Linked DNA regions of Homo sapiens: regions 2 and 3 are each linked to region 1. Evidence: chromatin loops called from intact Hi-C (ENCODE). Cell type or tissue: gastrocnemius medialis. All regions are shown on one strand. Links, peaks and the distances in the headings refer to the core of each region. The heading gives the core; the rest is flanking DNA. Region 1 overlaps LARP4B (La ribonucleoprotein 4B). Region 2 holds the start of IDI2 (isopentenyl-diphosphate delta isomerase 2). Region 3 overlaps DIP2C (disco interacting protein 2 homolog C).

The links. A loop is a pair of places that touch in the nucleus more often than their neighbours do. Peaks named below come from ENCODE experiments on the same cell type or tissue, not always from the same donor. Only the 100,000 strongest peaks of a DNase experiment are listed, where the experiment ranks them.
Region 2: it touches region 1 in a loop (4-fold over the local background); 1 of 110 quality-filtered maps calls a loop at or near these places.
Region 3: a loop joins it to region 1, with 3 times the contacts of the local background. A loop is called at or near these places in 1 of 110 quality-filtered maps.

What each region holds. Positions count from the first base shown.
Region 1 is chr10:869,027-877,118 of GRCh38, reverse strand. All of the region lies in intron 3 of LARP4B (La ribonucleoprotein 4B), which reads left to right. Among named protein-coding and RNA genes, the nearest start is that of LARP4B, 59 kb to the left of the region's middle. In gastrocnemius medialis, for the core only: no CTCF peak of the experiment used is centred there; DNase peaks (open chromatin) are centred at 3,868, 4,815 and 5,078; H3K4me3 peaks cover 1,611 bases; H3K27ac peaks cover 5,000 bases.
Region 2 is chr10:1,022,651-1,030,742 of GRCh38, reverse strand. It overlaps IDI2 (isopentenyl-diphosphate delta isomerase 2), which reads left to right and starts at 4,884. Exons shown (of 5, transcript NM_033261.3): 1 at 4,884-4,927; 2 at 5,999-6,161; 3 at 7,968-8,060. The coding sequence starts at 6,020. IDI2-AS1 (IDI2 antisense RNA 1) reads right to left here. Exons shown (of 5, transcript NR_027709.1): 1 at 7,960-8,092. In gastrocnemius medialis, for the core only: no CTCF peak of the experiment used is centred there; a DNase peak (open chromatin) is centred at 3,973; H3K4me3 peaks cover 1,962 bases; H3K27ac peaks cover 4,718 bases.
Region 3 is chr10:675,704-683,795 of GRCh38, reverse strand. The region is part of intron 1 of DIP2C (disco interacting protein 2 homolog C); the gene reads left to right. Among named protein-coding and RNA genes, the nearest start is that of DIP2C, 9.9 kb to the left of the region's middle. In gastrocnemius medialis, for the core only: no CTCF peak of the experiment used is centred there; a DNase peak (open chromatin) is centred at 3,455; H3K27ac peaks cover 3,904 bases.

The DNA.
Region 1 (8,092 bases), core at 1,438-6,437:
AGAAGGGTTTTGGTAGATGAGCACTGGGGGCCCTCCACAGGCTTGCTGCCCAGAGCCGCCTCGGACCTCTGCTCCCCACATCCTGTGCATTGCTCCTTAGTCACCTCAGCTGCTGCTTGAGTGGGCCCAGTGGTGGCTTGAGCTGCGGCTCCAGAAGGTACAAGTCATAAACCTTGGTGGCATCCATGTGGTGCTGATTTTTCAGGCAAGAAGAATGCTAGAGCTGTGGGGCAGCCTCCACCTAGATTTCAAGAGATGTCATGGACAGCCTGGGGGCCCAGGCAGAGACTTGTCACAGGAGCAGAGCCACTGCAGAGAGCCTGTACTCGGGCAATGGCAAGCAGAAATTTGGAGTTGAACCTGCTGCAGAGAAGCCCCCACCAGGGCATTGCCTAGTAGAGTCATGGGAGTGGCCTGGGAGCCTTAAACTGTGGAGCTGCCAGCTTGCAGCATCAGCCTGGGAGAGCTGTGGGCAGGAGACTCCAACCCCTGACAGCTGCTGGGTGGACTGAGCCCAGCAAAGCCATCGGGTGGGGCTGCTTGAGGCCCTGGGGAGCCAACCCTGTTCCACTGTGCCCAGAGGGTTGGGACATGGAGTCAAAGGAGATGATTCTCCAGAGAGGCTTAATATTTAATATTGTCTGCCCTGTTGGGTCTTGAACTTGGGACCTCTTGCTTCTTCTTGCCTATTTCTCCCTTTTGGAAATAGATTTTTTTTTCTTTTCTTTTTTCTGAGACGGAGTTTTGCTCTTGTTGCCCAGGCTGGAGTGCGATGGTGTGATATCTGCTCACTGCAGCCTCTGACCCGCTGGGTTCAAGCGATTCTCCTGCCTCAGCCTCTCAAGTAGCTGGGATTACAGGCATGCACCACCACACCCGGCTAATTTTTTGTATTAGTAGAGACGGGGTTTCTCCATGTTGGTCAGGCTGGTCTCGAACTTTTGATCTCAGGTGATCCGCCTGCTTTGGCCTCCCTAAGTGTTGGGATTACAGGCGTGAGCCATCGCACCTGGTCGGGAATTTTTTTGTGTGTGTGCCTGTCCCACCATTGTATTTTGGAAACACATAACTTGTTACTTTCAACACTCAGGGCTGGAGAGGAATTGATCTTGGGGTGAATTGTGCCTTGAGTCTCACCCTATCTGATTCAGATGAGACTCTGGACTTTTAAGTTGATGCTGAAATGAGTTAAGACTATTGGAGGTATTGGGATGGAATGAGTATTTTTTGCATTATAAGAAGGACATGAATTGTGGGAGCTGGAATGGAATGCTGTGTTTTTCATGTGTCCCCCAAAGTTCATGTGTTGGAAAATCAGTCCGCCGTGCAGCAGCATTGGGAGGTAGGGCCTTCTAAGGGGTGATAAGGACACCAGGCTCTGCCCTCACAAGTGGAGGAGTGGATGAGTGCCATTGTGGTGGGAGTGACTGCATTTCCTCACATGTGTGATGGTGCAGCACAAAGGCCTCTCCAGAAGCAGCCTCTCGACTTGAGACTCTCAGCCTCCAGAATTGTGTGAAATAATCTCTGTTCTTTATAAATTGCCCCATCTCAGGTATTCTGTTAGAGCAGCACAGAATGGTTTCACAAAGGACTTCAAGGCTTGAAAAGTGTGGGGAGGAGACTGGAGAAAGAAACAACATTGAGGCAGTGTGCTGGCATTGGTTAGTATGAGATAGAAGAGGTCGGGGGAATGGTATCTTAGAAGCCGAGATCATAGAGGTAGGCTGGGGCCAGATTATGGGGGACTTTGAAGTGGGACTCTGAGATTCTATTCCAACTACTTAAAGTCTGCCTAACAGCTCTTTGAAATAGATGTCGGTGTTGGCTCCATTTTACAAATGAGAAAACTGAGACAAAGAGGTTAAATAATTTGCCAGAGATGACACATGTAAAAATGGAGCTGAGACTCAAAGCCAGGCAGGTGATCTCGTGAGCTTCTCTGCTTTACTATGTCCTTTCATTTTACAGCTGGTATGAATCGTTTGTGTCTTTAGTGCAGAACGTTTTTGCCATGTAGATGTTTAATTCTCTTTGAGTAGCATAACAGTATGGTCAATGTATGGTCTGAGTTTTGTTTTGTCATTCGAAGCTGCTACTAAAGTTCTTGGTGCCTCATTTCCCTTATCTGTACAGTGAATTAGTAGTATCTACCTTGGGGGTTGTTAAGGGTGCAAATTAAGACGTGTGACAAAATGGATGCATAGATGTAATTAATATTTTGTGAAACATAGTGCTATATAAAGTGTTGACTACCATTATCATCATAATCATTATGATGATTTCAGTACTTGAATTTTAGTATATTCATAAGTGTTCTTGTTACCTTTATGTTTAAGTGTAATTCCTAAACTTTTTATCATAAAAATGTTAATATTTTTAAAAAGTAAAACATTAATAGGACACCAGTCATAACTCATAGGTTAAAGAAACAACAAAATCTCTCTTGCAGAGGAACTAAAAGAATTATTTTGTTTTTCACATAGCCTGTCAGAACCATAATAAGAAAAAGAATTACTTATACTAAAAGCAAAACATCACAGATGTCAATGTAAGACAAGACCCATTATGTGAGTCCACAGTTAGGGACTGGACCACATAGTACATGAGCAACTTGTTTAGTTGTGGACAACGCCTGTTTTTCACCAGATGGCAGGCTGTGCGTTCCTGCATCAAGTACTTTCAAGAGACTTTCTAGTTCTGGTACCAGAGCTTGTAGATCTATTTTCCCTTTTTTTTCTTGTTCCTTCCTTTTTCTTAATTGGAGTGCTCAGACATCTGCAGAAGTGGAGCGAATAATACCATGAACCAAATGCAGCATCATTAACTTGAACATTACCCATCGCCACATTCGACTACTGTTTTGTTTTGTTTTGTTTTGTTTGAGATGGAGTCTCACTCTTGTCACCCAGGCTGGAGTGCAGTGGCGCAATCTTGGCTCACTGCAACCTCTGCCACCTGGGTTCAAGTGATTCTCCTGCCTCAGCCTTCCGAGTAGCTGGAACTACAGGCACACACTCCCATGCTCAGCTAATTTTTTGTATTTTTAGTAGAGACGGGTTTTCACCATGTTGGCCAGGCTGGTCTTGAAACTCCTGACCTCTGGTGATCCACCCACCTCGGCCTCCCAAAGTGCTGGGATTACAGGCATGAGCCACCACGTCCGGCCTGGACTACTGTCTTTAAATCTTTTCCTCCCTGTATGCACATGACTGTTTTAACTTTTATATATGTGTGTATATATTTACTATATTTGCTAGGGCATTTTAAAGCAAATTGTAGATAATGTGTCACTTTATCCCAGATACTTCAGCATGCATCTCTAACTGACATCATTCCATTTTCACACCTGACACAATTAGTAATAATTTCTTGATACCTACAGATACTATTTTTTATTGCTATTTATTTTTTTGCTCTCCTTTGATTTTTTCGTCTCTTTTTAAATTGCTATTTATTTCAGACATCATTTCGTAAAGCTAGAAAATTAGATACAACTGTGAGTAGCTATATATTTTACGGAACAAAATTCTGATACTGTTTTCCTTTGGGGGAATTTATGAACTATTTTATTTAGTTACCACCATCCCATGAAATATAATTTGGGAAATACTGGAACACTGTAGAAAAACCAGAAGCCTGAAATCTTTCTGGCTGGGATAATATTTTAAGTTATGTTTTATTGAGTTTATGAGAGTAAGAAAAAATACAGCGCAGCATTCTTGCTGCTGTTCTGAGCTTTTGGATCCTGGTCCTGTTTGGAATTGGGCACACGGAGTATGCTGGCTGTCAGTCGGGCTCTGTTGTCATTAGGATTTGGGTTTGAGTGGCAGGAACATGTGACCGCTGTGCAAGGGGTTATTTTTGGTCTCTGGGTGTTGGCTTCTCCTCAGAAATTATAGCAAGTTACTGTGAGGTGCGTCTGTGGAGGCTTGGGACCAGCACGCCTGTCGTGTGCTTGTGAGCTCTCAAACATGGGCTGCTGCTTCAGCAGAGAACTAAGTAGTGACAATGACAGTGAAAAAACTGGCCTGTTACAAAAATCTGTGGAGGAAAAGGAACCAGAAAACAAGATAAGTAAAACTTTGTCTTCATTATTTGATACCGTCAAAGGTGAGGAGGTTCACCGTACTGGCAGTGGAGCCAGCAGTGTAGCTGGCGTTAGCGCGCGGACAAGGATTTTCGCAGGGTCTGGGCACAAACAGGGTCATAGACCCAAGCAGTCATTGAACCCTCTTTCCTCTTTTATATATACATTCTCAACAAGGTATGAAAACTTGGGTGAGAATGACAAGAATTCAGATATTGTTGTTAATGAGCAGAATTCTGAGGGGGTCTGTGATCTACTGTGTGTGGGTAACGGCAGCCGACAAGGTTGTTGGGAAGATGAGGAGCTTTTCTCATGTGTGCTGGTGCCTTCTGACCGAGGCCTGCAGGAGGAAGCCTTTGTGAGTGGCCATCTGCACTGTTACCCAGCTACTTGTAAAAACTCTTTAGTAGAGAAAGAAATGGTGGTCAGCGTTCACCTCAGCAGTGGTGATGAGAGTAAGTCTTTAGACCTATCCGATAGGGAGAGGAAAGATGGAAACCCTGTTGGTATTGATGATCAGCAATGTCAGGATTCAGGAGAGTGCAAGTTTCACAGCATTTGTGTTGCCGACTCTGCCTGCCCAAGCGTGGCAGAGGAGCTGGGCACCTGGGTAGACACAGTAGCTGCAAGAGGAGAGTGTTGCTCTTCAGTGCCTTCAGCCTCGCGTGCCATGTCAGGGGCGGGCGAGCCAGAGCCACGGCAGGAAGAACTCTCGCCTTGGGACACGCTGGGTCCAGGTGAAAGGACAGGGGAATGCAGTGGGAAAGCCAAGCCTTGCCCTGAGCCTGTGGCGTTCAGCCATGCACCTTGTGAAGCAAACACTGATAACGTGCAGATGGAGGCTTTACAGGCAGAAGCTTGCACTGAATTCCCTAAAAATTACGCAGAAAGTAGTGCACTACATGGTATTGACCTACTCCCTGAATTAAATAACAACATGGACAGTGACTCACTAAGTCATGCGTGTGTCCTGGGAGAAAGTGAGAGCTGTAACTCAGGAGTAGGAAGTGAGATGGATCATCCACCTGGTGGCTTCCGTACTGACACTGCACATTCACCTGGTAGCTTTTGTACTGACACTGCATGTGTTGCAGGGAGTGATGACCCGGAGGTGGTAACAGTTGTTGTCGACCAGAGTTTACATTCTAAAAAGGAGAGAGAAAATAACTCTATCACACCACTAAGAGACAACGATGATTTCTACTTGGACGTTAACAAAGCAGATAGTATCCTTCCTGTTGGTCTAGATAGAATTGATTTAAGTCCTAAGAGGCCTATCACTGCAGTAAGATTTGGAAGTGGGTGTCTCTCAGGTCACGCTAATTCAAGAGAAGCAGCCCCAAGCCAGCTTGATGACTGCTGGGAGCCGGAACCTGTCCCCAGACAAGTCAGGAAGGCACAGCGCAGAGGGGACTGCAGCCTGGAGGCCAGAAGTCCCCTGCTGCCAGACAGAGGTGAGGTGTCTCTGCAATCTGAAAATAGTGCCTTTTACCAAGAAGAGGACAGAATTGGCGTTTGGAAGGCTGAGGGTCATGGTGTAAGGGCTTTTGAGTCAAAATCTTGGTGTCAAGCAGATGAGGCTGCAACACAGACCTGTGACCAAACTTGTGTGGAGCGTGTGGTGGACACGCAGGGGACGGTGCAGAGGACAGATGGCCTAAAGCTTAGCATGGCACAAGGAGTGCCCCCCGATGGCAAGTCTCCCAGTCACTCCAGATCTCTTCACAGTAACTGTGTTTCCTCCGCATTTATTTTCACCTGCACAGAGGAAGAAGAGAGGGAAACAAGCCCAGGTGACAAAACAGAGGGTGAAATATGTGTGAAGAGTTCAGTCAGTGTGTCACGAGACCAGCTGAGTGACCCTCAAAGGTTAGAAGGTAGTGAAAAAGAATCACTGCAAGCAAAGTATAGTGAGACAAGTGAAGATGACATAGAGACTGTCAAGTCAGATTCTAAAACAACCTATGAGTGGGAAACAGGTACACAAAGACATGAGGCAGTGCCAAGTCAGGATGTACTCTCCTGTGTTAGTTCTAGTGCAACAGAGAACGCTGATTTTGAAACTAATCAAATAGAAAAAAGTTATGAAACACACCGAGTATACGACTGCAAATATAATGTTCTTAGTGTGTTACCACATTTCAGTCCAAGTGTTAATCCAGTTATACAGAAGTCAGAAATAGTAGAGAATTCTGTTAGTGGTGGTAAAAGCCCAAAATGGAAGGGAATTTCCTCTGAATCAATTGAAGAAGCTTCTGGTATCTTTGGTAATAATACATCAGGGTTGAGTAAACCAAAACTAACATGTAAAGAAGAGGAAGAGAGACTTTATTTGGAGAAAGATAGTATTGACCCCAGAATTACTGACTGCCTGGGTCCATGTGGGACGAGTGAACGTGCACACCATTTCAAAGAAGGAAACGCCAAGTCCACTCTTACACAGTCGACTTTAAATGGTGAAATGGGTTTTATGGGAAATGCTAAGGTGAGTTTTGAGAAAATAGAGTCACGTGACACTCCCAGTGGCAATTTCTTTCTGGTTGGTGTTGATCCCACCCTAGCGGACAGATACACAGGTGCCCCCTGCGATGCAGCGCAGGGGATTCCCGCTGTCCCCGTGGACAGCAAAGACACGATTGTACCAAGTAGTGGCCACATTTTATCACTCACAGAAGGTGTCCTAAATAGATGTGAACATCCCTCAAAAGTGGATTGGCAGAGTTTCCCAGAAGGAGTCTCCCGTTTTTTGAGTGAATTTTCCTATTACCCGATGGGAGGGTTAGGAAACCCAGCATTTTCTGAAAGACTGGCCAGTGGTTGTGGTGGATATCAAATGGGCTATCTCTGGACTAATACAGTCACAAAAGGTGCTCTAGAAGGTGAAACAATATTTAGTGAGGATCTGCACCATAAGCCACAGGCCTTGGAAATTGCTTTGTTTTCAGAAAACACTCCTCAGCTACCGGTGTCAGAGGACGGTGTTGTTTGGGGATGGCATGATAGAGACGGACAGTTCGTAAGTATGTTTTCTGTGTGTTTACTATTGTGCTGCGGTATGCTGGGCTATACATTTTAATTTATTATTATTATTATTATTATTATTATTATTATTATTATTATTATTTATTTTTTGAGACAGAGTCTCACTTTTGTCACCCAAGTTGCAGTGGCGTGATCTCAGCTCACTGCAACCTCCACCTCCCAAGTTCAAGTGATTGCCGGGTTCAAGTAATTCTCGTGACTCAGCCTCCCGAGTAATTGGGATTACAGGCATGTGCCACTACACCTGGCTAATTTTTGTATTTTTAGAGATGGGATTTCGCCATGTTGGCCAGGCCGGTTTTGAACTCCTGACCTCAGGAGATCCACCCGCCTCAGCCTCCCAAAGTGCTGGCATTGCAGGCATGAGCCACCGGGCTGGCCAATTTTAATTGTTTTTAACTTAAAATTAATAAAGATTTACTCTAAACAGTGGGTAGTTATTTGAATGCTTATATATGGCTGTGAATTACTATAACATTAATGATTTCCAAATTGGAGAATATGAATTCTTGTTTGGTGTACTTAAGCCAGAGGTTGTGTGCAAACTCTTGTTAGCACTAAAGCATGCCCTGAGCTCTGTGTTGACTTTTTTCTGTCTGTGAATTTTGCCAGCTCTTCTGTCTTCCTGGCCGCAGTGTTGTCAGAGCCCTTTGAGGGCATCTTATCTCGTGGGCAGTGTAGTTGATTCGATAAGCATGTGAGCCCATTGAAGGTATAAGTCACACTGCAGAAGACAAACTTACCTAAAAATCTGTGCTTCCTTATATCTTTGTATGTGTCTGAGGCAGGTAGAATTTGCTGCTTTTAACTGCCTATGAAATCTTGGTTCTGTCTTCTTGCAGTTAGAATTACTGTGGAGCTCTTTCTTTTTCAGAACCCCGAGATAAGGCTGTCCCTCTGGTTTGGAAGAAGCTTAGCAAATGACTCTATGGGCAGCTAATTTGAGCATCTTTCCAGAAA
Region 2 (8,092 bases), core at 1,132-6,131, 150 kb before region 1:
AACTTCTTCAACCTGATAAAGGTCACCTTCTGAAAACCTACAGCCAACCCTATCTTTGCATTGAACAATGCTGTAGAACTACAGCTCAACACACTTTCTTAGGAAAGCAGAATCTGAGAGCCCATTCAGAAAAAGAACTACCTCAACACTCTTTCTTAGGAGAGCAGAATCTGAGAGCCCATTCAGAAAAAGAACTACCTCAACACACTTTCTTAGGAAAGCAGAATCTGAGAGCCCATTCAGGAAAAGTCTGAGAGCCCATTCAGAAAAAGTGTTCTTTGGAGAGCAGGATTGAATTAGTTTGATCTTTTCAATTGAATGAGGCAGTAAGCCACTAGGTACAGTGATACTAGCTTTGGTAATGTGCAGCTGTAGAGGGTTTGTACAAGGTTATTAAATTACATTCAAAATTTTGGTCTAGAATATCTTTTAGTTTTGGTGACCTAGGTCCATTATGTGCCTTAGGAATATACAAATATATGTAATCCAGGCTGGAGTACAGTGGCTCAATCCCAGCTCACTGCAGCCTTGACCTCTGAGGCTCAGGCGATTCTCCCATCTCAGCCTCCAGAGTAGCTGGGACTACAGGTGCACACCACCATGCCTGGCTAAGTTTTTGTATTTTTTGTAGAGATGGCTCTTGCCATTGTTGTCCAGGCTGGATGCCTGGGCCCAAGTAATCCACCCGCCTCAGCCTCCCAAAGTGCTAGGATTACAGGCGTGAGCCGCTGCGCCGGACACTGCCTTAAGAGTATACGAATGTATTTTTGATGCAAATGGAACTTTTCATTCAGGTGTAAATAAACTTGAGCTAAGTAAATGGTTAATAATAGGAGTTGATTTACATGCTTGCATTTATCTATTTTTTTCATTTACATACAACTCCTTGTGGGAAAGTGCACTAAAGATGCTGAGTACAAAAACTTTGTATTTATTTGCAGGATATATCTGAATATTTTTAATTAATTAAATAACCGAAGTTCCAAATTATAAACCTACAATCATGGACAGACATGGGAGCTTAAAGATTGCGTGGCTTGGCCAAATATTGGAGGAGGTCCAGGCGCAGTGGCTCACGCCTGTAATCCTAACATTTTGGGAGGCCAAGGCAGGCGGATTGCCTGAGCTCAGGAGTTTGAGACCAGCCTGGGCAAAGTGGTGAAACCCCATCTCTACTAAAATACAAAAAAAAAATTAACCAGGGGTGGCAGCGTGCACCTGTAGTCCCAGCTACTCGAGAGGCTGAGGCAGGAGAATTGCTTGAACCCAGGAGGCGGATGTTGCAGTGAGCCGAGATCATGCCATTGCACTCCAGCCTGGAGACAGAGGGAGACTCCGTCTCAAAATACGTATATATTAGAGGAGGCGAATTGTATGGATTTAGTAGCAAACTGCAGATTCATTTAGGAGGGCTGCTGTCATCAGCCTTAAGACATCAATTACATATGTGTCATTTTACTTATTATTGAACACTTCTGAGTACTTGTTCTAGAAGCTCTCCCAAATTAATTATCTCTTCCAAATTTTCCCAGTAATACCAAGGGCCTCATCTTTTCTGATCATTGCTAAAGTGTTAATTCTTTCTTGATTTATATAGATAAAAATAACCCTATTATGGAAAGTTATTTTTATTTTCCTCACTGCCAAAATTTTATTCATCACCGTTTTCCAACATATGGATTTGAGTATAATCTCTTAAGATATTTACAGAAATTTTAACCTATGTTATCAAATATCAGGAAGTGCTTATCTTAGAAGCTTGTTCTTTGGAATTTTGTTGACAGGAGTTGAAAATTTGAACAGCTCAACAATTGTACTTAACAATTTAGGTTAAGTTACTTGATAGTTTTAAACGTGAGAAAAGGAACGAGAAATATTAGAGAAAGGAACTGGATATAGTGAGCATGAAGGAAGTTTTCTAAGAGTGTTCCTGCAAAGGAGTAGCTTGCTGGGCAAATGAGGTCTAAAAAACTAGCTGTTACTTAAATGAAATCATAGTCACATGCTTGCAGACTGATAGGAGAATTCCAACAGAGAGAGAGAAAACGTGATGATAGAGAAGAAAAAGGGAAAATTGCTGGACGATGTCTTTGAGTAGGTGACTGTGGGTGAATCTGCTGCAGAAGAAGTTATTTTTTGTTTTTTGTTTGTTTTTGAGACAGAGTCTCGCTCTGTTGCCCAGGCTGGAGTGCAATGGAGCGATCTCTGCTCACGGCAAGCTCGGCCTCCCGAGTTCACACCATTCTCCTGCTTCAGCCTCCTGAGTAGCTGGGACTACAGGCGCCCACCACCACACCCGGCTAATTTTTTTGTATTTTTAGTAGAGACGGGGTTTCACCGTGTTAGCCAGGATGGTCTCGATCTCCTCACCTCGTGATCCACCTGCCTTGGCCTCCCAAAGTGCTGGGACTACAGGCATAAGCCACCGCACCCGGCCCTTTTTTCTATTTTTAGTAAAGATGGGGTTTCACCATGTTGACCAGGCTCATCTCAAACTCCTGACCTCAGGTGATCCACCCGCCTCAGCCTCCCAAAGTGCTGGGATTACAGGCATGAGCCACCACACCTGACCCAAGAAGTGACTTTTGGTAAGTACATGGATCACCCATCATTCTAGGTGGAAAGCAGAGGATTAGGGTTGTACAATGCCTAGGAGATGGAGTGATGGTGTTGGGAGTGGCTGTTCTCTTCTGCATGCAGCAGTTTTCTCAGAGATCTGAGAAGTTTACCCCAGTGTCGACGATAATGTGTCAGTATTTCTGGAACATGGCAAGCCCTTTCCATCTGTGGGTTTAAGTCATCTTGTGTGTCTGGGATATTTTTCTTTATTATTATGGCTCTCTTGTTCAAGGATACCCCTTTTAGCACATGCTGTATTTGTTTTACCCTCTCTTTCATACCTACAATACTTGGCCTACTCCTTTTTAACTCTTTCCACTTCCATTTCTTTTTACCTGCTTTTCCCAGTCTTGGCCTCCATGTCCTTCTCTATATTTCACTGATATCTAGAGCCCTTTCTGTTGCTTCTAATTTGCCTTAATCAGATGTAATCATCTATTCCTAGAGTTTATTCTTAACCTCCTACCTGCAGCATTATAGGTCATCAACTGTCATTCTTAAAGTTGTCATAACCTCTCTTAAGAAAATTCTCCGCATATAGCCTAATCAAAATGTCTTCCTTCCTTTCCTTTATAATGTTTTTTGTGTGCTTTATGTGTCAGAACCTTGTACCCAGATCAACCTAGCAAAGGGTTTCCCTCCTTTTTTATCCCCTAGAACATTTTACAGAGAATGACAATTCCTTCCTTGAAATTTTGATAACATTTGCCTCTAAAGCTTTCAGTGCTTAGTTTGGTGGTGACGATCCCAACATGTTAAACTGCACAGATTCTGGGGGCTCAGCTGCATCTGCAGCCACATTGCCTTGGGCAGGTAATTTACCTCTCTGTGCTTCAGTTCCTTATCGATGCTGTGATAATAAAAAATAACGCTTATCTCAGAAAGCTGTCGTGAGGACCAAATGAATTAATATACATTAAACTCTTAAAATAGAAACTGGCACAAAGGAAGGACACAATGTGTGTCTGGCTGTCTTACTATTATTATTATTACTATTAGAGTTGTTGGATTATAATAGGTACGGTATTGTATATTAGTTTCTTCCTCAAAGCCTAATTCATAGACTTATTTATTATTTTTTAGATCTTTAAAAGAGTATCATTCTCCCATTCTTACTCTTCTGACTGCAAAAGAAACAAGTTTCAAACAGACCATTTATTCCTGAGTCTCAGAACTGATTTCCAGGGAAAACATTTCAGGCATAGCCTTTTGATTTTCTACGTAACTAAAAATTACATGCATAAAGGTGAACTTATGGAAAGACAAAAGAGCAAAACACATTAATCTTTTTATAGAATATTACCCATCACTGCTGCTGTGTTATTTTTGTTCTGTATTATCCGTGCCAAAGTCAGCGGAGTCATGCGTCCATCGTGCTTCTCTCCTCATATTCCCTGAGAGAACCGACAGATATGGCAAACATTTTTTTGATATTTTAAGAGACCCTACTTGCAAAACTATTTGGCCTAGAGCTTTAGTTGGTAGATGATATTTGGAATATGATAGGCAAGAAATTATACAGTTTTTTAGCTCTTCCAAACACATTGGTTTCCAAGGTCTTGCATTTATTTATCGATTTTCAGCTATCCTAAGAATTTATTCAGTAATTTTAGTCACAATGTTTATTATTTTTCTCTTCCATTTGCCACCTTTATTTTTTCTTTTTAAAATCTGGGATGATATATACAGCAAGTGAATTAAAAAGATGCCATCGAACGGCGCCGTGGCTCACACCTGTAATCCCAGCACTTTGGGAGGCCGAGGCGGGCGGATCACCTGAGGTCAGGAGATGGAGACCAGCCTGGCCAACATGGTGAAACCTCGTCTCTACTAAAAATACAAAAAAATTAGCTGGGCGTGATGGCGGGCGCCTGTAATCTCAGCTACTCGGGATGCTGAGGCAGGAGAATCGCCCGAACCCGGGAGGCAGAGGTTGCAGTCAGCCGAGATCACGCCACTGCACTCTGGCCTGGGCAACAGAGCTAGACATCACCTTAAAAAAAAAAAAAAAAAGAAAGCCATAGAGTAGAAAATAACTTACCCTAGGTTTAAAAACTAAAAGCATTTTTTAAAGTGAGATTGTGTCAAAACAATTTTCTATTATCCCTCAATTGAGAGGGAGAAAGATAGAGAGAAAGAGATGGAGAGATAGAGAGAGACCGGGGTGTGTTTTCTTGTTAAGAATACAAAAATATCAGATTGCCTTAGCTGATATCTTTCTACATCCCCAGGGTATAAAAGGGCCCTGGTTCAACTTGCACATTGAGTTCCACATCTGATACCCAGGAGTCTCCAGCTTCCAAGAGAGGTTAGTGCATATGTTTTACCTTGTGGGAATTCTTTCTTTTATGATCTAAATTTGTACATATTCAGTAATTGTTTTCTCTGCATTTCTATTGTATCTCATGTCCATGCATTAAGTCAAACAGCCTTTTGCAAAGAGGAGGAGCAGATTGCTGAAAATATTAACAGTAATGATAATGGACAGACGTGAATGCATTTTTTTAAAAAGTAGAAAAGGATGATGAGAAGGTTTTACATGAAGATAAATGACCCTGAAAACATTTTTTTTTTTTTTTTTTGAGACAGAGTCTCACTCTGTCTGCCCAGGCTGGAGAGCAATGGCACGATCTCGGCTCACTGCAACCTCTGCTTCCCAGGTTCAAGTGATTCTCCTGCCTCAGCCTCCTGAGTAGCTGGGAATACAGGCATGTGCCACCAGGCCTGGCTAATTTTTGTATTTTTTAGTAGAGAGAGGGTTCCACCATGTTGGCCAGGCTGGTCTCAAACTCTTGACCTCAAGTGATCCTCCCACCTCGGCCTCCCAAAGTACTGGGATTACAGACGTGAGCCACCGCTCCTGGCCCTGAAAACATTTTGTGAGAAGATCTTCACCTAAGAATCTGCTTGGCTCTGAAGAGGACCATAGCCCTTCTGTGGGTGACGTAGCTTTCCTACAAGGCTGTGTGTTTCTCCACGTCTGATCCAGGTCCAGTGGTTTTGCACAGGGCTGCACTTTTCCCCAAAAACTTGTACAAAGAGTGTTACCTACAGTTTACCTCGGTGTGTTTTGTGTGTGTGTGTGTGTGTGTGTGTGTGTGTGTGTGTGTGTGGTGGGGCGGGGATTCTTTAACTCGTCACTAAAGGAAACCTGGAAAACATGAGGAGTATGTATGTACCCAAGATTTCCCGTTCAGAGAGACACCACATTAGAAACAGATGATTCACCTTCCATATCTCAGAACTGTGCTGCTTCAACACAATTGCTGTCACTTGTAGAGAAGGTGTATGCTAAATCCTAATGTGGTTGGTAACACATAGCAAAAACGAGATGGCAATATCTTTCACATAAAGAGGCATTTGTGTGCATCTATTTCAGGTCGGGTCACAGCCAGCAGCTATGTCTGACATAAATCTTGACTGGGTTGACAGGCGTCAGTTGCAGCGCTTGGAGGAAATGCTGATTGTTGTGGATGAGAATGATAAGGTTATTGGTGCCGACACCAAGAGGAATTGCCATCTGAACGAAAACATTGAGAAAGGTAGCCCCCGCCCATTTTCTCTGTCCAGTTCCCAGGGTTTTCCCATTTTTCCCACCCGACGGCAACCTAAGAAGAGAGTCTAGGCCTTTCCGGCTAGGAGGCGACCACTGGGTCACCTGTGTGCTTGCTGTGCCGTCTTTAGAAGGCTCGGGGAGCAGCACCTGGATGACGTCTTTGCTTGGTCAAGCCCTTGTCAGGCTCCTGCACCTTCTCCTAGGCATCCGTGCTCTTCCTCGTAAGATCCTGTTTCAGCAAGAATTCTACCAGGTTGTTTTAGCGAGAACCCTGACCTTGGCATCTGATTAAATTCCTCAACCCCGTCCCTCCCAGGTGACGTCTGATCACGCAGGCCTGTCTTCAGCAGGTCTTGTTAGGTCGGTGTAGCCAGAACCCCCTTCCCACTGATGTTTTCTCTTAGTAACTTTTAATCCATAGGCCCCAGCCTGCTCCTTGGGTGTTGTGTGCAGTTAGGCTGGTTCTCCATGGAGGTCTCTTTCCCCTATTGAAATGGTTCTCAGTAAAGTCAGACTTTCCTGCTTTAACTCCTGTCCAGCTCTGGTTTTCTTTGACCATCTTAAGCCATTTTATTATTTTTTAATTTTCATTTTTGTGTCTTTTTTATAAACACATAATAATTATGCATATTAATGGGGTACATGTGATAGTTTGATACCACCATGTCATGCATAATGATCAAATAGGGCATTTTGGGATATCCATCACCTCAAACATTCATCATATCTTTGTGTTGGGAACATTCCAAATCCTCTGTTCTAGCCACATTGAAACATATAATACACTGTTGTTAACTACAGTCACCCTACTGTGCTATTGAACAGCTGATATTATTCCTTCTCTATCGCGGTATGTTTATACTTATTAACCACCCTCTCGTCATCCCTCCCCACTGCCCTTCGCAGCCTCTGGTGTCTAGCATTGTGTTTTCTGCCTCCATGAGATCAACTTCTTTAGAGCCCACATAGCAGTGAGAACATGTGATACTTGTTTTTCTGTGCCAGGTTTGTTCCACTTAACACAATGGCCTCCAGTTCCATCCATGTTGCTACAAATGACAGGATTTCATTCTTCTTTTTTTTTTTTTTTTTGAGACAGAGTCTTGCTCCATTGCCCAGGCTGGAGTGCAGTGGTGCAATCTCAGGTCACTGCCAGCTCTGCCTCCTGGGTTCATGCCATTCTCCTGCCTCAGCCTCCCGAGTAGCTTGGACTACAGGCACCTGCCACCACGCCCAGCTAATTTTTTTGTATTTTTAGTAGAGACGGGGTTTCACCATGTTAGCCAGGGTGGTCTCGATCTTCTGACCTCGTGATCCGCCCACTTCAGCCTCCCAAAGTGCTGAGATTACAGGCGTGAGCCACCGCACCCGGCCCGATTTCATTCTTCTTTTGTGGTGGAATGGTATGCCACTGTGTATCTAACCCTCATGTTTTCAACCCTTCAAACCTCCACGGACACAGGTTGATCTCATATCTTGGCTGTCGTAAATGGTGCTCAGCACCCAGGAATGCTGCGATATCTCTCTGATAGACTGATCTCTTTTATTTTGGATATTTGCCCTGGTAGTGGGATTTCTGGGTCATCTGGTAGATCTATTTTTAGTTTCCCGAGTGTTCTAATCCGCTGAGATTCTGAAACGTTGTGTTTGGGCATCCAGCAGTCCCCTTTGCCCTGCCCAGGTGCCACAATCACAGGCTTTTCTACGAGAAACAGACTGAGGACAAAAAGCACGAAGGACAATCGTACAGACTCCAGGCATGCACTCACACAAATGGCACTTACCTTTGCAGGGCTGCTGCACCGAGCCTTCAGCGTTGTCTTGTTTAACACCAAGAATCGAATCCTGATACAGCAGAGGTCGGACACGAAAGTCACGTTTCCTGGTGAGTCCGTTCAACCAAGCCCCGGACTGAAG
Region 3 (8,092 bases), core at 1,246-6,245, 190 kb after region 1:
GCTCTCCTGAACTGCAGAGGGAGCGCACTGAGGAACCTGGGTTTTGATGCTGTGCACATTGGCTGAGTCACCAGCCCAGGGCCCCGTCAGTCCCATTATTAAGCTCATTTCTTGCTCTTCTCATCGTTACTCAGACGCCTTTAAAAAAGCAAACTCCTGCTTGCCGTCACTGGCTGTTTGGCAAATGGGTGTTTACCCTGGAAAGACGGGCATTTTGTCCTCTGGAACGTCTATGGCGCCCTTTGGTGACGTGGTCGGTTTCTGACCACTCTATCTTGTGGGTGTCCTTCCTGCTTCCACCTTCCCTTCCCGAACGCCTCCACCTCCAGGGCTTTAATCTTCCTTCTGTGTGTGTGCCATGCAGGGTTTATGACTATTGTGCCAAAAACTTGCTACATCTCAAAAGAAGTAATTGCATCCATTTGTTGGTGATGATCATAAACAGTGCCCTTTAAGGGAGACTAATTGGTAAACCCGGCTGCTGTGGGTAGAAAGACAGCGGTGGCTGCGGAACGAGGGCTCCGCCTCTTCGGAGCCTGCACAACCGTCCTGCCTTCTTTCTTCAATATCCAGTAGGGGAGTTAATTTTAATAAGCCCTTGAAAGCAACAAGGCAGGAAAGTGCTAAGACATTGAGTTGTGAGATTTACAATTACAACCAGCAGCCTCTCATTTTCCCTTCGCTGGGGGTTGCTGCTTCGGTTTTGGGCTGCGGGGTATGTTGGTAGTGACATCGGCCCTTTGTGCTGCGCGACTCATGAATTGAGATAACTTTTTACTAAGTGCTTTGTGCAGTAGGTATGAAAATGGGGAAAGAAGGAACACTGTCCAGGGTAGAGAGGCGTGGAGAGATGCTGTGACTGATGGTAGGTCTTTTCTTTTGGGCTCCTGGTTTTAAATCATTTTTTGTTTCGCTAATAGCTTGGAAGATGGTTTTTGTGTCTTAATTCAAAGATTGAAGACTGTGGGCCGGACCCAAACTAATTCCATTGGCATCAGAGAGAGGGATTCTTTACATATTTATCTATAGGCACGATTGATTTTTTTTTTTTGCTGAATTATCTGGTTAGTCAAATCATATATTAGAGAAGTAATATACCATTAAAAATTAAAAAATAAAAAATGTATCTGTAAACATATCCCCCTTCCATTCCAGTCTTTGTCTCTGTGTAATTTTAGAACCCTTGAGCCATGACGTACATAGAGTTTGTATTCTTTTAATATCTTGCTACTTCATCGTTTTAATGTTTAATCTTTGGGTTGATGTATCACAGTTTACTTGACCATTTCTTACAGGTGTTTGGTTTAGTTTTTTTTTTTCCTTTAACTTTAATGTAAATTTGGGTGTTTGGCTGGTAGTTTTAGCAGGATTTAAGGCAGAGCCTCAGTTAAGGCCTTGTATCGATTTATGGTCCCTAGTTTGAGGAGGGAGGTGGCAATCTGCCCTTTCTTCTAAAATTGGTATGTTAAATCACAATGGACATTTACTTGATTTTGAGCACTTGGGGCTCCCCTGGGGTTCACTGGTGTTGCAAGGTCAGGGCTGGGGATCTTCTGCTGGAGAGGCCCCAGTGTGCCCAGCGCAGGGTCCTGAGTGCGTTGCTGCAGGAAGAAGCCCTGGCCTTTGTCCTCCAGCGGCCGTTGCTCTGGGAAGAGCTGGTTGCTCCAGGAATGAGGTCTATGCTCTGAAGCCCATGGTCAGCAGACCAGCAAAGGTCAGCACAGAAGACCTTATTATGTGAATCATTCATTTAACAAGCATTCATGGAATACACACTCCATGCAGTTGGAACTTAGAGTGGAAGGCCATCAGCTCACTGTTGCCTGAGCAGAGGCTTGGTCTCTGGGTCCCTGTTGCAGCCTCTGCTCCTAGGAGATACACGGTGAGTGTTGGGGGGCCCTCCACAGGCACAGTTGCCGAACAGGGACCTCTCCCAAGGGCCTTAGCCCTGGGCCCTGAGCTCTGAAGAGGAGGAAGGCGTTCCTGGGGCCAACTTCCCTTCTGGATGCTGAGCTCTGCACAGAGAGAAACTCTTCCACAATCACTGCAGTGAAGTTCATAAAACAAATAACACTTTAGAGACTGGGGTCTGCATTCCCTGGAATTTCCGTGGCCGTAGATGGTGGCTGTACCATGTGACTGAGGGTCTGTGTTCCCTGGAATTTCCGTGGCCATAGATGGTGGCTGTACCATGTGACTAAGGGTCTGTGTTCCCTGGAATTTCCGTGGCCATAGGTGGTGGCTGTACCATGTAACTGAGGGGCTGCATTCCCTGGAATTTCTGTGGCCGCAGGTGGTGGCTGCACCATGGGACTGGGGTCTATGTTCCCTGGAATTTCTGTGGCCATAGATGGTGGCTGCACCATGTGACTGAGGGTCTGCATTCCTCGGAATTTCTGTGGCCATAGATGGTGGCTGTACCATGTGACTGAGGGTCTGCATTCCCTGGAATTTCTGTGGCCACAGGCGGTGGCCATACCATGTGACTGAGGGTCTGTGTTCCCTGGAATTTCCATGGCCATAGGTGGTGGCTGCACCATGTGACTGCGGTCTGTGTTTCCCAATATCCGTGGCCATAGATGGTGGCTGTACCATGTAGCTGAGGGGCTGCATTCCCTGGAATTTCTGTGGCCACAGGTGGTGGCTGCACCATGGGACTGAGGGTCTGCATTCCTCGGAATTTCTGTGGCCATAGATGGTGGCTGTACCATGCAACTGGGGCCTGCATTCCCTGGAATTTCCGTGGCCACAGGCGGTAGCTGTACCATGCAACTGGGGCCTGCATTCCTTGGAATTTCCGTGGCCGCAGGCGGTGGCTGCACCATGCAACTGGGGTCTGCATTCCCTGGAATTTCCGTGGCCACAGGCGGTGGCTGCACCAGGCAACTGGGGTCTGCATTCCCTGGAATTTCCGTGGCCACAGGCGGTGGCTGCACCATGTGTCAGGTCCTCTGTCTCAGGAGTTGGTGCCATTGTCTCTATTACTCCCTCGCCTGACACAGAGCGGCAGTTCTTGACTTTACCACTCCCAGGAAGCACACAGGCAAAACAATTCAGAACAATCTGTTTTGAATCCTTGTTTTATTTCCCCATTCCCTTTCTCATCGCATGGAAATTCACATCCCTGTAAAGCTGAAAATGGTGTGGATCTCCCCTGATGGTCTTTCCAAGGAATTATCAGCAGGTAAACTAGACCGTGTGGGCCAGTTTACCTGAAATGAAAACAGAAACGTCACTGGGCTTTGCTGGGAGATTCAGCGTCTTTGTCAGTGATAGAATCATCCTAAGCAGGTTGTTTGTTGTGCTGCAGATCCACACGGTTAGCTGTGTCAGGATTAAAATTACCCAGTGCGGACAGTGTAGCTTAATCCTCATGGAAGGGTGTCAAGTACATTGAAGAGCAGCTGCCGAGCCTGCCATTGTTGGGAGAGGGGCAGGTGCATCTCTCGCTTGGCCCAGTGCTGCAGGAGGCCGGGCTCATGTCAGGCCGTGCGTGTGAGCGGGTTGGATTTTTAGCATGCTGGGACGGTAAAGCACAAACATCTATTTTTAACTTGTGGGTGACCTTCTTCTGTGCTGCTTGAGTCTCTGTGGGCCTTTCTCTGCTTCCTTCCTGAGGAGTCTGTGCCAGGGTCCCAAGCGTTCTCTGGGCTGCACTTCTGTGCCTGCCTGCTCAGGAGCCTCCTCCTGGTGGCTGTGGGACCGGGCTGGGCCCACACTGTCAGCATCGTCCAGGGTAAGCAAGCCCATCCCTCCCCACCTCAGTGTCCCCAGCTGTTGAATGGGGCTAATAAACCGACTGTCAGGATTAATGTGGATCAGATGCGCTCATCTCACAGCCCTGCTTGGTAAATAGCCGCTTCCACTCTGTCCTCCAATGTGGTCCTCCATTTATTTTCTTTACCTCCATTTATCCAGGCGATTCCAGGTGACAGTGACTATCAAGAAGGGCGTACAGAGGAAATCTGTGGAAGGGAGCTCGAGGAGCAGATATGGGCGCAGGGAACGCAGTGCGGGGAGCACGGGTGCGGGGATCATGGGCATGGGGAGCACAGATGGGCGTGGGGAGGACGGATGCAGGGAGCATGGGCATGGGGAGCACAGATATGTGTGGGGAGCATGGGTATGGGGAGGACGAGTGCGGGGAGCACGGGTGTGGGGAGCATGGGCATAGGGAGCACAGATGGGTGCAGGGAGCACAGGTGTGGGGAGCATGGGTGGGGGGAGGATGGGTGCGGGGAGGATGGGTGCGGGGAGCATGGGCGTGGGGAGCATGGGCGTGGGGAGCACGGGTGTGGGGAGCAGGGGTGTGGGGAGCAGGGGTGTGGGGAGGACGGGTGCAGGGAGCCTGGGTGTGGGGAGTACAGATGGGCGCGGGGAGCCTGGGTGTGGGGAGCATGGGCGCGGGGAGGACGGATGCGGGGAGCATGGGCGCGAAGAGGATGGGTGTGGGGAGCATGGGCGCAGGGAGGATGGGTGCGGGGAGCCTGGGCGTGGGGAGCAGAGATGGGCACAGGGAGCACGGGTGCGGGGAGCAGGGGTGTGGGGAGGACGGGCGCGGGGAGCCTGGGTGTGGGGAGTAGAGATGGGCGCGGGGAGCCTGGGTGTGGGGAGCATGGGCGCGGGGAGGACGGATGCGGGGAGCATGGGCGCAGGGAGGATGGGTGCGGGGAGCATGGGCGTGGGGAGCAGAGATGGGTGCGGGGAGCACGGGTGTGGGGAGCATGGGCGCGGGGAGGACGGGTGTGGGGAGCATGGGCGCGGGGAGGACAGGTGCGGGGAGCATGGACATGGGGAGCAGAGATGGGCGCGGGGAGCACGGGTGTGAGGAGCATGGGCGCGGGGAGGACGGGTGTGGGGAGCATGGGTGCGGGGAGCATGGGCGCGGGGAGCATGGGTGGGGGGAGGATGGGTGCGGGGAGCATGGGCGTGGGGAGCAGAGATGGGTGCGGGGAGCACGGGTGTGGGGAGCATGGGCGCGGGGAGCATGGGCGTGGGGAGCATGGGCGCAGGGAGGACAGGTGCGGGGAGCATGGACATGGGGAGCAGAGATGGGCGCGGGGAGCACGGGTGTGGGGAGCATGGGCGTGGGGAGAACGGGTGTGGGGAGCATGGGCGTGGGGAGCTGGGCACAGGGAGGACAGGTGCGGGGAGCATGGACATGGGGAGCAGAGATGGGCACGGGGATCACGAGTGTGGGGAGCATGGCTGCAGGGAGGACGGGCGTGGGGAGCATGGGCATGGGGAGCAGAGATGGGCGCGGGGAGCACGGGTGTGGGGAGCTTGGGTGCGGGGAGGACGGGTGCTGGGAGCACAGGGTATGGAGAGTGCGTGTGTGCTTCCTCTGCTCTGACAGATGCTGCCGAACACGTACTCTGTGCTCAGATGGGTCAGAGCCTCAGTGCCTCTTTTTTAAAAAATTCTTTCTTTTTTTAAAGATAGGACTTCTCTCTTCCTGGTGGCCCCTTTTAGTCGATACTCTTTTAAGCCTGCTTTTCCAGAGGAAAGCTGGGAAGGATGGCCTATATAGGTTCCAGTCTGGGCATATCTGGAAGAATGGCCTGTTTTAGGTTTGAGTCTGGTGTATCTGGGGACATCTTTAAACTTCCACTCAGAGTTCCAGAGCCACCTGTAGGGACTCCCCAAATGTCTGCTGGGACTTTCCCCACTGCTCGGGGATGATGAAGAGCAGGACCTCACCCTGCCACGACCTCTGAGGTCCTCCTTCCTGGAGGGCAGTGCCTTGGTGGCCAGTGTGTGCAGGAGGCTGGGCTGGCACCTTCGGGCTATGCTCTGCAGCGGGGGCTCATGACATGGGCATTCTTGTGCTCTGCACTGGGACTGGTGACGTGGGGCATCCTCATGCACTGGACCACGCCGGGTGCACATGAGCCAGACAGCTCCTGGAATTCGGAGCCTGGCTCTGTCTCAGGCCACCCACCTGTCTGTGGCACTTCTGGGGGATTGTGGGGACTGTATGAGTCTGGGTCTCCACCCTCACTGGCTGGACACCTGGCCAGGCTGGGGCTTTATGTTTCACCATCCCCTGTTCCGAGTTGTGTGAATATTTATTTTCATTACCTACTCTCATAAGCTTTCCTTTTTAAATAAAAAAATCAGAGACAGACTTTGAAGTTCCCTGGCCCCACCCTTTGTGGACCTAATGGTATTGCAGAAATTATGGCTTCAACTATGTATAATAACTGGGACTACTTTAAAAGTAACATAAAGGAACAAGGTGGAGTGTCCGTTTCAAGCAGTACATCATGCTGGATTCTTAAGTGAACATTATCAGGCTTTCAACACATTTTCTCTTTTTATTTACTTTGGAGAATATAATGGATACTCAGAAGCTGTTGGGATTTAGTAACAGGAAGTCATCCTTAAGGAGCTATTTAAGCAAGGGGGCAGTTGGAGTAAATGTAAGTTATGAACACACACCTATTCCAAACCAGAGAAATAAAGGCTTCAATTGTGCTGGGGTTGAAACTTGGTGGCTAGTGTGTCTTTCCTGCCCACAGTGACTGTGGCAGTGCTGTGGGCAGGAAATTCTGGAAACAAGACTTGGTGCCAGTGGTAGTTTTTGTGGTGATTCATTTGCTTTCAGCTCAAGTGACTATAGTCTTCCTTGCAAGTGGTTAGGTCTCCACCAATGGACCACAACATTGACATAGGACAAATGAGAAATAGCACTTGGGTTTTTAACAATTATTCTTTTTAATGGACACATTATAGTACATATCTATGGGATACAGCGTGATATTTCAATACATGTTTGTCATGTGTAATTAGCAAGTCAGGGTAATTAGCATGTCCATCATCTCAAACATTTGTTATTTCTTAATGGTGGGAATCTTCAAAATCCTCTCTTCTAGCTGCTTGAAAATATACAATAAGTTGTAAACTATAGTCACCCTACAAGGCTATAGAACACTAAACCTCATTTTTCCTATCTAGATGTAATTTTGTATCCATTAGTTAACCTCTCCCTTTCTCCCTTCCCGCCACCCTTTCCTGTCTCTAGAATCCACTATTCTACCCTCAGAGGGTAGAATATTATTTTCCTCATAGAGATCTTTAACCCTCTTGGTTAGATTTCTTCTGAGGTATTTTTATTTTTATTTTATATTTTTGTAGCTAAATGGGATTGCTTTCTTGATTTCTTTTTCCACTGGCTCATTGTTGGTCTATAGAAATGCTACTGATTTTTATATGTTCATTTTGTATTCTGTAAGTTTACTGAATTTGTTTATCAGTTCAAAGAGATTTTTGCTGGAGTCTTTTTTTTTTTTAATATATAAGAGCATATTGTCTGAAAACAGACAATTAGAGCTCCTCCTTTCCACTTTGGGTGCCCTTGATTTCTTTCTCTTGCCTGATTGCTCTTGACTAGGACTTTCAGTACTGTGTTGAATAGGAGTGGTACAAGTGGGCGTCCTTGTCTTGCTACAGATCTCAGAGAAAAAGCTTAGTGTTTCCCCGTTCAGTATTATGTTAGCTGTGGGTTTGTCACATATGGCCTTTATTGTGTTGAGGTATGTTTCCTTCAGTGCCTAGTTTGTTGAGAGTTTTTATCATGAAGCAGCGCTGAATTTTATCAAATGCTTTTTCTGTATCTATTGAAATGATCCTATGGCTTTTGTCCTTAATTCTGTTGATGTGATGTAGCGTGTTTATTGGTTTGTGTTTGTTGAGCCATCCTTGCATCCTGGGAGAAATCCCACTTGATCGTGGTGTATAATATTTTTGATTTGCTGTTGGATTCAGTTTGTTAGTATTTCGTTGAGGATTTTTGCATCTGTGTTCATCAGGGATATTGACCTATAGTTTTCTCTTTTTATTGTGTCCTTGTCTTACTTTGGTATCAGGGTAATGCTGGCCTTGAAGAATGAACTTGGCAGAATTCCATCCTCTTCAATATTTTTGGAATAGTTTGAGAAGAATTGAAATAAAAATTTGTAGAATTCAGCTGTGAAGCCACCTAGTCCTGAGGTTTTCTTTGTTGGGAGACTTTTTATTATTACTTAGTCATACATGTTACTCATTATTGGTCTGTTTAGGATTTCCGTTTCTTCTTGGTTCCGTCTTGGTA